2 separate regions of the Mus musculus genome follow, and region 1 is linked to region 2. A link is a loop called in an ENCODE intact Hi-C map of the cell type or tissue named here. Cell type or tissue: left cerebral cortex. All regions are shown on one strand.

Region 1 (8,000 bases), 57 kb before region 2:
AGGACTCCCTGCTTCTACTCTCGAGTACAAGGCTTTCTAACCCAAATGTTTAGGCTTCAAGGTCATATAGAGAGAAAGTCAGGCCAGGAACTATTACACAGCAAAAAAAGCTCAAAGGAAATGAAGATGAATGATAATTGCTAGCTTGCTCACAGGTTCACTTTCAGCTAATTATCTTATATAGTATAGGACAACCCACCCCAGGATGACACTGCCCACAGGCATCATCTTACATCAATCACTACTCAAGAAAACTCCTCACTCACATTCCTATGGCTAATCTCATTTAAGCCATCCCGGAACTCTTATTTTTATAGATGAGATGAGTGTGGGATGTGTCAATATATATTTTCATGAAAATAACTTTACATAATGCCTACTATAAATTTTAAACATTAAAAATAAAAAAATAAGATTCTGAGTAAGAAGCATCATTGAATGTTCATGCAAGCACAAAAAAGCATTCATCTATGGACAAGGTCAGAGGCCACACAGAACACCACTAATAATAATTCCATCAAGTTTACAGATAGTCACAATAGATAGAAAACTCACCTGATGTTGAGTTTTCTTGCTCTGTGTTGCTTTGTAGTCTTTCTTGGCTATTTTGCCTGTGCAAATGCACATATCTACCTGTTATTAGTAAATAGCATTAATAACTCAAGTAAAGGTTTTCATCCAAATTTAGGTTTGTGCACCCCTTAGTGTATTAATTTGTTGCACCATGGATTACCCAAAGGAAACTACATCAATGAAATGTCTCCACTCAACTTAGATGATGTGTTCCATCAACTTATATATATTCTAGTAATCATGTAATTTGGGGCAGGATTATGCATATAATGGGATCATGACTGAGGGATTGGCTAGAATCTCTGGTGGAAATAGATGTCCACTACTTTTCCATGTCTATCTCTCTCACACACACCTATAAATTTAATTACAAGTTTTTTAAATCATGGATAGTATTATTTGAAACATTCTGTAGCATTATTTTTCACTTACAGATCACTGCCAAGAAGATATAGACCATCTATCCCTGTTGTTCAAATGTCCTTGGGAAATCCAAATTATTTCCTGAGTATTGGCAATAAAAAGTCAACTGTCACCACCATTAAGAATTTTTATGAATGTTGATTCTTGGGGGAATATGTAATATTTATAGTCTGTATATGCAAATTCTGAAATAACCCCACCAAACTTCTGAACAATAAAAGAGAAACTTTGTAAAGACATAGAGCAAATCAGAAATGAGCAACTTCATTAACTACCCACACATCTTTTGAGAAGTTAATAAGTAGACTGATTGTGGATAAAATGAGAATATAACTGCTTTCACGGAAAAACTCTTACTGTGATATATTGTAATATGATAGCAAATATTTCTCACCAGATTAAATACTTCTGTTGAAAAGATAATTCTCATTAGCTACAGTTATCATAATTGTTATGATTTGGAAATTTATATCTTTCTTTACCTACAATTTCCCCATAAAAAGTAATTTTCAGATAAATATTTTAGCTAACTTTATTATAAAAGTTGCACAAAAATTAGTCAAACAGAAAGTTTATTGATCTCAATAAACTTTTAAAATTAGACTAGATATTTGGAAAAGAAACAGTGAGGCTCCACGTTGGGTTTTATCTATTTATTTAATTCATATTAATTTATTTATTCACTTTACATCCTAGTGTCAGCACATTCTTCTAGATCCCCCTCACAAGGCCCTTTGCCCAATACCCTCTCCCTTTCACTTCTGAAAAGGAGGTGCCCATCTCCCCAATTCACAAACTGTCCCAGACACCTCAAGTCACTTCAGGTCTAGGTACGTCCTCTCCCTCTGATGCCAGACAAGACAACCCAGTTAAGGGAGCAAGAACCATAGGCAGGCAAAAGAGTCAGGGTAAACCCCCAATCTAGTTTTTGGGGGATCCACATAAAGGCAAAGCTATATATCTGCTACATATATTCATAGAGCCTAGTTCCAGCCCTTGTATGCTCTTTGTTTAGTGGTTTAGTCTCTGGGAGTCTCCAAGTGTCCAGGTTATTTGATTCTGTTGGTCTTCTTGTGGAGTCCTTATCCCTTCAAGGTTTCTCAGTCTTTCCCCCAAGTCTCCCACACAACTTCTTGAGTTCAATCTAATGTTTGCCTGTGTGTTGCTGCATCTGTTTTATTTAGCTGCTGTGTAGATCCTCTAAGGACAGTTATACTAGGTGCCTGTATGCCTGCCTAACAGCATATCCTTAATAGTGTCAGAGATTGGTTCTTGATCATAGGAATCTCTGTGTTCCATGCTCGCCTCTGCACTTCCAAAAAGTTTGGAATTTTTTCTTTTTTCCATTCCAATTATTGTTAGGTTCTCTCTTTTCATGGTGTCCTAAATTTCCTGGGTATTTTGTGTTATGAACCTTTTAGATACTGCATTTTCTTTGACCAGTGTATCAGTTTCTTCTATCTGATCTTTTACACCTGAGATTCTGTCTTCCAGTTCTAATATTCTGTTAATAATGTTTGTGTCTGTAGTTTCTGCTCTCTTTCCCAGCTTTTACATCTCTAGGATTGCCTCAGATTATGTTTTCTTTATTGCTTTTATTTCTGTTTTCAGATCCTAAAAGGTTTTATTCATTTCTTTCACATGTTAAATTGCAAATTCCTGTGTTTCTTTGAAGAATTTATTCATTTCATTTTTAATGGCCTCAATCATTGTTAGAAGATTAGATTTAAAGTCATCCTTTTGTGCTTTAGTTGTTTTAGGATATCGAGGGCTTGCTATAGCAAAAAAGTTGAAATCTGGTGGTACCATATTTCCCTATTTCTTGTTGACTGTGATCTGCTGTCTTCTAGCCTTCTCATTGTCATTGGTTTTGATTGGATGAATGATGCTGGAGTGAGTAGGACTCCCCAGGAAGGCAGGAAGATTTGTGTGTGAGACAGTGGAGATCAGGGTGCAGCAAACTACACTTCTCTGATGGTTTTGTCCTAGGTAAACCCAATTGGCAAGATATTTGGGGGAGAAGTTCTGAGCTGGTTGTTCTTTGGGCCCCTGAATGCCTCCAAGGGGAAGCAGGATCCTGTTGGGCTCCCAGAAGGCTCCTCGGGAAGGCAGGGCAAGCACAAAGCCAGACAATTGTCAGCTTTATACTTTTAGTATTGAGTTTATTTGTGCAGACTATTCTACCACAAAAAATATAAAATATTAAAAAAAATTAGAAATAGAAAAAATTCATATTTTTTCATAACTCATTCCCATTACCTGTATTTAGTTCTTTCATATCCCCTAATATTTAGCCTTTTTTATTCTTTTGTTCAACACGTGACAATAAACTCACATTTTCTCTTTAAAATATATTATTGGCTAGATATTTTATAAAGGAGAAAGATGGGGTTTTCCTTAGAAGTTCCTTATATACTCATTCAAATACAGCTTAAACCCTCATTCTCTAACCTGTTTTAACTGTTATTTTTCTTTGCCTAAACAAACCTTCACAATGAAAACACCAGTTGACAGGACAGTGTAGATGATCTAAATCTCACAGGTCCATTCTCCTATTTGAAGAGCTATAGGCAATTAATGCTGGCAAAGGAGAAAATAAATCTTTTTCAAGAAGGAAGCCCTTACTATAGTATGAATATATATTGTTCATATTTAACTGACTAACCAGATGCTATATAAAATGCATGTGCCTGTGTGTAACATTAATAATAAAAGAATGATTATTAATTTGATAGGAATTAGTGGAAAAATATAGGAGTTGTTGGATTGGGAAGAAGAAGAGCTAGAAATGATGTAGATGCAGAGCTCTATCTATATAGTCATTCTTTTCCAAAAGAAAGGCCCAAAGCTCATAAGCTGGAAGGAGAGATACATTTAGATTGAAGAGCTACACTATATAGGACCATGCCCTCTCTTCTCTGTACCTCACTTGCTCAATCTAATGGTATAATTTTAATGGTAACAAATTACTCCTGTGCATCCTCCCCAAACTCAAACTGGGTATTTGTTTTATATTTTTATCATATTTCAAGCATCAGAAAATATTGTTCTGTCCTGTTTCTTGTTTACTTCTAAGCAATGCCCTCACTCATTTTGCCTGTGGTGTGTTTGTAAATGTGGCTCTCAGGTTCTTGATGTCTTGCTTAAAGAATTGAAAATTCTCTCTCTCTCTCTCTCTCTCTCTCTCTCTCTCTCTCTCTCTCTCTCTCTCTCTCTCTCTCTCTCTGCCATTTCTCCAGTCTGGTTTCTCAGGATTTTAATGCTATAGTTACAAAATTACTTTATTCAAAGATGAGTCCAGGCTGGTATGTGTGTGTGTGTGTGTGTGTGTGTGTGTGTGTGTGTGTGTGTGTGTGTGCATGCACGTGTGCCTGCACTCACACGTGTGCATGCTGAGATCCCTTTTGTATGAATCCTAGCTATGGCTAAAACTCTGCTACACAATTTTTTTTTAGATGACTCAACAGAAACCTTACAATATTTTAAATCCAAGGTCTAGAGAAAAATGACAGATTTTGAGGACATAAAATTTTATCTGATCCCTATGCAAATTGGCACCTTGACCTGGTTTAGCAATTAAGAGTGCTGCCTTCTTTTGCAGAGAAACAGAGTTTGCTTTCCAAGCACATGCCAGACTGCTAGGAACTGTCTGTAACACTAATCCCAGAGTATCTGAGCCTCTCTTCTGCCCTGTGAAAGCATTTCTCTTAATTAAATATAAATTACATAGAAATTGATATGATGTACAGATTTTTTTTAAAAAAATTAAGAATCTGGAGTCCATTTTACTGAAAGGCCAATTTACATCCTGCAAAGAGAAACATTCTTATCAGCTGAATACCCTGGAAGGAGCAATTGGGGCAGCCTGGTCTCTCACTTCTGTTTCCCTGGGTGGTTTATGTCATGGTTTGAATCTCTGTGGGAATAACCAGTAACCCTGACAACAGTAATAGGTTGCAGTATCTTCAGGCTTCAGGCTGCTGAACTTGAGAAAAAACTGTGTACCTGATCCACTGCCACTGACCCTTGATGAAATCCCATCTGCCAAGTTGGATGTAGTATAGATCAGAATCTTAGGGGGATTTCCAGTCTTCTGCTGATACCATAATAAACTTTTGCCAATGTCCTGGCTTGCCTGGCATGTGATGGTAACACTTTCTCCCAGAGATCCAGAAAGGGAGGCTGGTGTCTGGATCATCCTAATGTCACATCTGGTACCTAAGATTTTAAAATTAAAAATATATCCCATTACAATTAATCCTGCTAGAAGAGAACTGTTGTGGAGACCAGGCTGCACTGACCACATTCTTATGAAAAATGTTTCAGTAATGTCTTCATTACCTATAATCCAGAGCAGCAGTAGCCCCAGAAGCTGAGTGGGAGCTGTCATGTCTGTGTGTGACCTGTGTGAGCCTGATTCTAGCACAGGGTGTCACCTGAATATGAAGAAGTCCCTCCAGGAATTGGGCTGTGCTCTGGGTACAGGCAAATCACCAAAGACTGGGCACAGCCTCAGGACCAGTCAAGTTAATGACTCGTTACAGACCAGTGGTTCTCTCTGTATCAGACCAGAGAGAAAGTACATGATGTGCTTCTCTTTAAACAACAAATAATGGCACCAGTATATGAGTTGTAGCTTATTTAGATTTCTGCCATGTTCAATGTAGAATTACATTTACATTTTAGTGGAGAGGGGCACAAATTGTGTGTGAAAGAAACATGTGAACATGAATGTAGAAACAACACATGGGCAGTTATAGCCATAGTGGTTTGCAGAGTATATCCCCACTTGGAGTAAAGATATGATGAACTTAGTGTGAGTTTACATGAAGAGTTGAATGGGAAGAGTTTTACAGTTACAGGCAACCATTGTGAAGGAGATAGAGATTAGTCAGGGTAAGAATGAAATGACAACTAGGCTTAAAATTGATGATGAACATGGGAGAGATATCAGAAAATCTTGGTAGTTAGATCTGTAAAGAAATTGATTGACATGAAAGTCAATCAAAAGAGTGACTTGGGGTGATGGAAGCCTGGTGGACTCTGTTGATGCAGTAATCATTGATCATTGCAGATGCTCTCACATTCCACTTTGGATTTCTTGCATATGGACAGACTCTGAGCTGCTTTTCCCAGCAATAGAGAAAGATGTGGAAAGCCTCTGCAGGCCATGCTGTGTCCATCACACAGGATGAAGGGAGAGCAGATGACTGAGAGACTGACTCTGATTTTGTAAATGATGCAAGTGAGAAAGAACAGAGATGGTGTGCCAAAACAGTGCAGGTATTAGTCACCAGGAACACAACAACATTCACAAGCTTTGAGAGAATGTCTTCCAAGATCACCAGAAGCTGTAGGAGAAGGAACTGGAAATGGGACCTAAGCCTTTTCACGGATATGGTGGGAAGTTCAGTATGGAGCAGGATAGGATAGACAGATCACCTGTAGGCCTTGAGTACCAGTGAAACCTTTTCCAAGCATTGCCCACAAGTGGACTCAGTCTGGGGCTTCAGAGGCAAGTCTGGTGTCCAGATGGACAGGGTGGATCGGTCTACTGTAGGCTTTGAATACCAGGGGAAGACAGAGAAGAATGCCTACCAGAAAGACTACTCTAGTGGCTTTAAGGTGTGCAAGCTGACCGTGTAGACAAGAGTGCTATGGTCTTTGACTCCCAGAACAAGATGGAGAAGCATGAGTCACATAAAGATTACTCCAAAGTTTTTGGTGGCAAATATTGGATTGAGAAGGACAATGTGGATAAAAGCACTGTGGGCTTTGATTATCAAGGCAAAACAGATCAGCACGAATATCAAAAAGATATGTAAAATTTTTGGAAGAAAGTGTGGTGTCCAGACAGACAGACAGACAGGACAAGTGTGCCCTTGGCTGGGATAATCAGGAGAAGCGGCAGCTGCATGAATCTCAAAACAACTATGCCAAAGGATTTGGAGGGAAGTACGGGGTACAGAAGGATCGATGGACAAGAACTCACCCACCTTTGAAGAAGTGGTCCAGGTGCCATCTGCCTATCAGACTGTCCCAATTGAGGCTGTAACCTGCAAAACCACTGATATTCGTGCTTTGAAAACCTGGCAAAGGGAAGAGAACAGGAGGGCAGGGAGAAGGCAGAAACTGAGAGAGTTCAGCATATTACCAAAGAAAATCAGGAGCAGGAAGAAGTGTGAAGGAAGCTGGAAGAACAAGCCAGAGACAAGAAACAGACTCCCCCTGCATCCTCTAATCCTCAGACAGCTGAAGACAGACCACCCTCCAGTCCCATCTATGAGGATGCAACTCCATTCAAGAAAGATCCAAGCTACTAGGGTAGTGAGCCTGAACCTAAGTACAGCATGGCGGCAGATGTTCCTGGGGCTGAGGAGACAGCAAGGCATAGTCTACACATTAGAGCTGTGAACAAGACCACGGAGGCTCCTGTGTACTACCAAGGAAACAATGACACCAACAATGGGTATGAGAGGGACCTGGGCATCACAGCCGTCGCCCTATATGACTACCAGGCTGAGGGTAGTGGTGTGATCTCTTTTGACCCTGATGACATCATCACCAACGTAGAAATGATTGGAGATATCTGGTGATTTGAGGTGTGCAAGCACAGAAATGGGCTTTTCCAGGCCAACTATGTGGAACTGCAGCAATAGGGAGGCCACCCAGCACAGGTTTCACAGTACAGAACATATGGGTGTGTTTGAGTTGGTTTTTGCTTCCGTTTCTGTTTTTGTTCTTTTTCCAAAGTTGGGGAGGGAAATATTCATATTGACTTCATATGTAATATGTCTGCTGATGCTTCGGGGCATGTCCTGAAACAGAATTTGTTAATGGCTGATGATCACGTTCATATTGAACATGGGTGATTGCTTTCAGCCATCTCAGGTGTTTTAGTTTTGCCAAGCTGACTGGTATGTAGGCACTTCAGGGTTTGCACTTCTCCTGAGGTTTTTGGTACATGTGGCCTTGTGCCTACCCCTAACCCTATGGCAGCCGGG
Region 2 (8,000 bases):
CTCTTCTCTTCTCTTCTCTTCTCTTCTCTTCTCTTCTCTTCTCTTCTCTTTTTCCCCCTACCTTTCTACAATAAAGCTCTAAAACCATAGAGAGTCTTTGCTCCATCAAGATCCACTGCACACTCACTCTGGTCAGTGTTGGGAACCTCTTCCCTCATCACTCTCTCCTATAACTCTGGTGGCTTTAGCAAAGTAGCTCTTGGGTTCCCAGGTAGGGCTGCCCCTCACCACCCATTGAAGAGTGGGTCAGGGGCTTGGATGTCTACCCAGGGATGAGTGGAAGTTAGTTAGCAGCCCTCCAATGCCTGATAGACCAGAGAATAGGTGGAACTCTGCTGGAGTGTGGGCCTTTCCTCCCCCGCCTTCCCCTGATACCCTATTTTATTTCCCACAGAGTCTGAAGCCTACAGTAGTGACTTCCCCACTTAATTTAATGTTCCTATTATTATTTCAACTAATGAATTGAAAAGTGATTCAGTTCATGACTTTCTTTGTTTTATTCTTAGAAAATGTTCATTAGACTGTTATTAGGTACGAACATAGGTTTAAAGCTAACATAAATATGTTTCCTAGGCTAAAATTATTCATACTTGGCTACAGAGAAAATTATCAGTTATACAATTTGATGTGTAAGTTTTTTTGTTTTTGTTTTTGTTTTTGTTTTTTGTTTTGTTTTGTTTTCTTTTCTTTTCTTTTCTTTTCTTTTCTGATCAAGGTTCAAATTTAATGTCGTCAAACACACTTTATAAAGAAGAGGGGAGGCCCATTCCCAGTCACGCTAAATTCTTTTGAAGTAGATCAGCCTTTTCGTAGGAACTCGTGAAGATCACTGTTTGGTGTAAATTCCAGAAAACCTTTTTTTTTAAAATTGGGTATTTATTTCATTTACATTTCCAATGTTATCCCAAAATTCCCCCACATGCTCCCCCCCCCACTCCCCCACCTACCCACTCCCACTTTTTTTTAATTGGATATTTTATGTGTTTACATTTCAAATCTTATCCCATTTCACAGTTTCCCCTCTGGAAACCATCTCTCCCATCTCCCCTCCCTCTGCTTCTATGAAGATGCCCGCACCCACCCACTCTCACCTCACTGTCCTGGCCTACACTGGGGCAACAAGCCTTCACTGGACCAAGGGCCTCTACTCCCACTGATGCCAGAAAAGTCCATCCTCAGCTTTATATTCGGTTGGAGCCATGAATCCCTCCATGTCTACTCTTAGGCTCACAATCATCTCTAATGGTATCTGATGCCTTTCTCTGGTGTGTCTGAACATAGTGAAAGTGTACTCACATACATTAAAAAAAAGTTTTCTTTTTATACTGACAAGTGAGATTCTCCATAGTGGTAAAGTATGACCTCATGTAGTCCTTGAATTTTGAGGGTTATTTTTGCCTTGTTGTTTCGTTTTGTTTCATTTTATGTGTTCGACAATTGTGACATTAACATAGTAGTGAAGCTCATATACTAACAGAAGTGAAAGTAAAACAGTGAAGAAGGATACATAACGATGTCTTAATAAAAAATTATTTTCTACTCAATGTATGCTAGCAATTAATTGATCATGATTCTGGTCTTAAAGTAAATAATTTAAAATTTTTATTTGTAAAAGGTCTCTAGGGCTAGGATCTATATCAACTCTTTCTCTTTTCATGGTTTATTGTTCTGACAATACTTGCAACCTATTTTTCGGATATTTATGCCCTACCACACAAGTACATAATAACTGGTAGTCCCTGAGGTTAGGCTACAATATCTAACAATGGCTAATGGTCTTGAATCTTTCCTTAGAACAATTCGTATGAGTCTTTAAGTTCAAAATACTTAAATATTCTTTTCATGACAAGAGACACATACATCTACAATTCTGGTAAGATTGTGATCCCTTTTTATCATTATATGAATTTTCGTTCTGCAACATGGTTCCTGTTGTTTGAAGGTATAAAGTAACATTGACATGTGATTGTGCATAATGGATACAGGTTTTTCCTATTTAAATTTCACTTCCTTTATACATAAATAATTTACATCAGTATCTTTAAATGAAATTATTTTGTATTGAATATATAAATAAATACAAATATTTTAATAATTTTAAGGATTTTTATCACTATAGCCTCTTAAAAAAACATACAAAGTTTAGCCAGGTATATATATATTGTGTGTATGAATATACATATACACATACAAATACACACACACACATATATATATATATACATATATATATATATATATATATATATATATATATGAATTGCTTTTGTCCTATCTTCTAAATTATAAAACAACATACTTTTGACTATTCTGCCATAAAATGTTTTGTACAGAACATCTTAAATGTCAGTATCCCTTCATAAACAGCACAATCTTTTAGGTGTGACTGCTTCTGGGTCACCTACAATCTCATCAGCAACTCCATACCAATTATCTGCAAGTAAGCCCAATAAGCTCATTGATAGCACAGGGAGAACTTTAATAAATTTGAACTTTGGTTTTTCATGGAGATAAAACAAACCATGTAAAAAGTGGATATATATTATTTAGTCTCCAAATAAAGGGAGAACATTCTCATAGTAAGTAGTAAATTCAGTTCTTAATGTTTGCATATTCCATAGTACTATGAAAGATTTTACTATGAAAAATTTTAGAAGGATGTTAATATCACAGTTGTTTTAGTAATAACCAAATTTTTATGCATGAATATTCAGATGGGTAGACATTTCTAGAAAAAAATTTACAAATTAGAAAGTTTTGCAAGTTATGAACATTTGAATAAGTTATTTAAGACATATAAAGGCTAAGACTTAAAGACAATGTGTAAGATATTAAAGTTTATAATGTCTAAATTTAATAATTACAGACAATAACAAAAATGTATGTCCAGCCAATGGTTGTTTAGAAGTATCTGATTATTAAAATTGAATAGTATTTTCAGACAGCATCTTCCAACTGCATGCCATAAGCTGTCATGGTAAAATATGCTCCATAGCTACAGCTGATGAACTGGGGCAGGAATCCAGAAAGAAGAGTATTGCATTCTAAAATAATGAGCTATGGAGCATCCCCTGGCTTCTTCTGCTAAGAGTTCATATCTGTGTTTGTTCGGCAAGTGACAGGGACATTTTCCCTCAGCCATGGGTAAAAATTATTGAGGCTGTGTGGCACTATGTTCTGCTGTAGAATCTGTTCATAGAAGAAAAGTATGAAAGACACATAAAATATACCATATTTAGATAGAATGTACAATATTAATGCTATGGAAGAAAGAAACCATACTAGAGATCTGGAGGAGGAGAATTCTGAGTAGTTGAGCTTGGAAAGACATCACCATGGCCTTAAGTACTATCCAGCTTCATACTCAGTTTGATGACATACATTATATATCATCAGAGAGGCTGAGGTGATAATGGGATCCATACAAATTATATTGAATATGGTAGTAGGTGGGGAAGTAGATTGAATAGACAGTGTGAAACTTCATACACAGCTGAGCAGATATTCACAGGACTAGGTTAAAACTGTTGCTTCCATGGTTGTTATCTTTGCTCTCCTCCATTATTCTGAGTGAGGTTTTTCTGTTTCTGATTCAGTATTACTTTGACCCAATAGGGAGGAGTCCACAATGACATTCTTGATGTTTCTCTTTTTCCATGTAGCACCCTATAATTTATGATAGGGTCTAAGGGAGTAGCCCATTAACATGTTTTAGGTCTACACCTTAAGTATCCTGATTATCATTTCTGCATTCAGCTAGTGTTTTCAAATTTGCTTACTTTTTTGGAAATTTGTCATTTTAACCAGAACAAAAATGGCTGGTAAAACTGTGAAAGTTTTACACTATATTTTCTGTGAAATTAGTCAACAAATGTGATGGTTGTCAGTAGGTCTGGTGAGACTTACATCTTGCATACAGGAGTTACTGTAATTACTGTATCTACTGTAGTTACTTTAGATCTGTATTTTCATGTTACCTTTAGGATTTTCAAATGGAAGATTGAGGATTTGTCTGCTATGTAATGGGGCAAATTATGGATAAACAATTCAAATAATATGGATTTCTTTAAACAAAATATTGTCAACCTCCATATTTAGTACATCAATTTTCTTAACACATTCTACATGAAAAAAAGTGAGCAAAGAAATATGAAGAAACCAAAATGTACTGATAAGTACAGTCACTGATAAGTGAATATTAGCCCAGAGACTTAGAATACTCAAGATACAAGATACAATTTGCAAAACACATGAAATTCTCAGGCATTTTGTCATACCACTGCAAAGCTGGGCAAAACAAAGAGCCAGAAGAAATTTACTCTCAGACTTAGGAAGAGTCATGTCTTCAACTAATGACATCAATGCTAGTAAGAAGGGATTGCTACTTTGCTATTATATATCTTTTTCCAGGTATCTGAATGCCATTCCATAGCCAATTCGACTCAAAAGGATAACCAACATGTAGATATGTTGGGATCATTCTTGAATCAGATGTTTGCACTTTTGTTTTTCTGGGTTTGTTCTCCTGACACTTTTTATGTGGTCTTCTCAGGCACTGATTAACCCTGTGTGAGCTACACTGCCAGCCAATATTAGACCCTGCATCATTCAGCTCTCCTTCATTCTCCTTGTGGCTCACTGGAAGAACTGGAAAAAACATAAGTTGATCATCTAAGTTGTAGACAATAATTTATCAGGAGAAGTAAGACTCTTCCTCTAAAGTGTCAGTCAGTCCATGCTTTCATCCAGATGCCAACTCCCACTTCCATGGAATTTATTTATTCTTTCATTGAGGAAACGTGTATCTTTCTATCTGTAAGAAGATCCACTTTGTTGTGTCCCTTATCATGCCCCTAGCTAAGCCCTTCTCAAACGATGGGACCTGGCACATACCACACTTCAGAGTTACTCCTCAATACCTGCTCCCCATTTGGAGAGCAAGTTGAAGGTTAGAAAGTAGAGTTTTCCAAAGCAGAACAGAGAATAGCATGTCTCTTCCACCTTGCTCATGAGTAGAAGGAGCTCAGTCATGAGGGAAACAAGGAATTACAGCAGCAGTTACAGTGAAAGGCAGACACCAGCAAGAACCAAGGGCATGTTTGTAATAAGCAGTGCTTTGCACTGGCCCTTGTTACAACTGTGCAGATATCCTCTTTGTGAGAAGGTCTTTCCTTTCCCATGGATCCTTTCTTAGTATATCCTCACAGATTCACTGAGATGCATGCCTATAATTTATTCCACAGTGAACCAAGTAAATAATAAAATGAACTGTCACAGCCAGTACCTGAATTAGTCTGTGTGGTTAGTACAACATGGTTGACCACAGTGAATGCATTTACTGTGAACTAAGTTCCATGGTCTTTCACCCTATGCATCTGAGAAGACTGGACCAATTACTGTCTTCATGGTGAAAGAAGTTCCATTCTTCAATACTCTGTGCTCCAGCAGGCATATCCATCCCACACCTGAGTTAAGCCAACATTTCAGGATGATGGACAGAAAATGATGCACCCAGTGTGAGGGTAAGATGCAGGAGGATAGAAGAGAACAGTTTCCCCCACATAGACTCACAGCCATGACTGTAGCTTGAGAACAATTAAGGGTCAGAGGACAGATTGGAATCTTGCCAATTAGATCATTTGAGTCAAGCTTGCAGATGCAAACTACAACTTGGATTTCCCAAGGAATGCTGCTAGACGGTAGTGCTTCTGAAGGCAGAAGTCCAGATCTGACACTAAGAGACCATTACTATTTATCTCTAAGTTGCTGGAAATATTTAGATATACGATGTCTGAAAGAGGTCACCTGACATTCTCAAAGGGAAATGCAGCCATCCTTACTTTCTGTGGTCTACACCAAGTATAAGTGTGTGTGTCCTATAGTTCTCTCCACATCCTACTCAACTTTGGTGGTATATCCCTCCACAGAAGGATGTCTCAGTCTATAAGCTCTGCCATATTCCCCTGAGACAGGTTCTCTCACTGTATATAGAGCTGAGCTGGCACTCTTGAATTCCCACCAATCTTTTCCCTCTCTAATAGCACCAGAGTTATAAGGTTTCACAGATAGTTTGGTTTTTGTTTATTATTATTACTTTTATTTTTACAGTCTAATTGTTGCCCCCTTCCAATTTGACCTCCCAGAGTTCCTCATCCTATTCCTCTTCCCCCACCCCCTCGTTTCCAAGAGGATGTCCCCACCCCCTGAGACACCTCTCCTCCCTACTTTCTGAGGTCTCAAGTCTCTAAAGGGTTAGACTCTTCTCCCACTGATGACATACCACGCAGTCCTCTGCTGCATATGAAGGCCTCAGAGCAGCTCATGTATGCTGCCTGCTTGGTTCCTCAGTGTCTCAGAGATTTCAGGGATCCAGGTAAGTTGAGACTGCTGGTTGTCCTATGGGGTCTCCCTCGTCTTCAGCTTCTTCTAGTATTTCTCCATTCAAACACAGGGTTATCAATCTTCAGTCCAATGGTTGATTCAATCAAGCTGCATCTGTCTCAGTCATGAGCTTATTTTGCTTCTAGAGGACAGCCTTGCTAGGTTCATGTCTGTATGCACACCATAGAATCAGGAATAGTGTCAGGCCTTGGAGGCTCCCCTTTGGGATCCCAAGTTGAACCAGGCACTGGACCTCCTTAACCTCAATCTTTTGTCCATTGTGGTCCCTGGAGTTCTTTCAGACAGAAACAATTTTCTTTCAGAATATTTGACTGTGGGATGGTACTCCATCCCTCCACTTGATGTCCTGTCTTTCTACTGGAAGTGGACACTATTAGTTCCCTCTCACCATTATTGGTCATTTCATGTAAGATCCCTCCCTTTGAGTCTTGAGAGTCTCTCATCTCCCAGGTGTCTGATACTTCCTGGAGGGCCTTCCCATCCCCTATGCTATGAAGTTGCAGTATTTTTCATTGATTCTGCTGGCCATCAGGGCTTTTCTCTGCCACCCCCTCTCAACCTGATCATGTTCCCCTTTTCCACTCTCCTCTCCCCTCCCACCAAGATCCCTTCCTCCATTTGCATGCTGTGATTGATTTCTTCTTTTGTTAATTTGTATACTCTGTCTGTGCCCATTATTTCATTTGGCTAGGCTAAGTGTTTATCTATTTTGTTGATTTTCACAAAGAATCAGTTTTTGGTCTTGGTGATTCTTTATTTTGTTCTTTTTGTTTCTATTTGTTTGATTTCAGTCCTGAGTTTGACTATTTCTTGTAGTCTTCTCCTCTTGGTTGTGTTTGTCTATTTTTCTTCTAGGGCTTTTAGATGTGGTGTCGTTATGGTAGGATCTTTCCAATGTATTATGGGGGCACTTAATTCTATGAATTTTCCTCTTAGCACTGCTTTTATTATGTTCCATAAATATGGATATGCTGAGTCATTATTTTCATTGAATTTCAGGAAGTCTTTAATTTATTTCCTTATTGTTTTCCTGAACATGTTATCATTGAGAAGAAAGTTGTATGGTTTCCATGGGTATGTAGATTTTCCCTTTTTTTTTCTTGTTATTGAAGTCTAGAGATTGTCTGTGGTGATCTGATAGGAAGCTTGGAATTATTTCAATCTTATTAAATCTATTGCAGCTTATTCTGTGACTGATTATATGGTCAGTTTCAGAGAAGGTACCATAAGGCTATGAGAAGAATATATATTCTTTTGTTTTAGGGTGAAGTATTTTATAGATATGTTAAGTCCATCTTATTCATAACCTCTATTAGCTTCATTGTGTCTCCATTTAGATTCTGTTTCAATGAACTGTTGCTTGTCGAGACTAGGGTGTTGAATCTCCCACTATTATTGTGTGGGGTTCAATGTGTGTTTTGACCTTTCATAAATTTTCTTTTATACATGTGGGTGCCCTTTCATTTGGGTCATAGATATTTAGAATTGAGACTTTCTCTTGGTGGTGACTTATCACTTACTATTGTTTTTGGCATTATATCAGGTTAAGCTAGCATGAGCAGAAAAGAATTTGGCTCAGTACTCTGGAACTGGAAAGG

The links. A loop is a pair of places that touch in the nucleus more often than their neighbours do. Peaks named below come from ENCODE experiments on the same cell type or tissue, not always from the same donor. Only the 100,000 strongest peaks of a DNase experiment are listed, where the experiment ranks them.
Region 1: a loop joins it to region 2, with 13 times the contacts of the local background. A loop is called at or near these places in 5 of 42 quality-filtered maps.

What each region holds. Positions count from the first base shown.
Region 1 is chr6:68,387,216-68,395,215 of GRCm38, reverse strand. It overlaps Igk and the pseudogene Gm5310. Among named protein-coding and RNA genes, the nearest start is that of Gm25833, 140 kb to the left of the region's middle. In left cerebral cortex, no CTCF peak of the experiment used is centred here; no DNase peak of the experiment used is centred here.
Region 2 is chr6:68,330,270-68,338,269 of GRCm38, reverse strand. It overlaps Igk. Among named protein-coding and RNA genes, the nearest start is that of Gm25833, 200 kb to the left of the region's middle. In left cerebral cortex, no CTCF peak of the experiment used is centred here; a DNase peak (open chromatin) is centred at 3,018.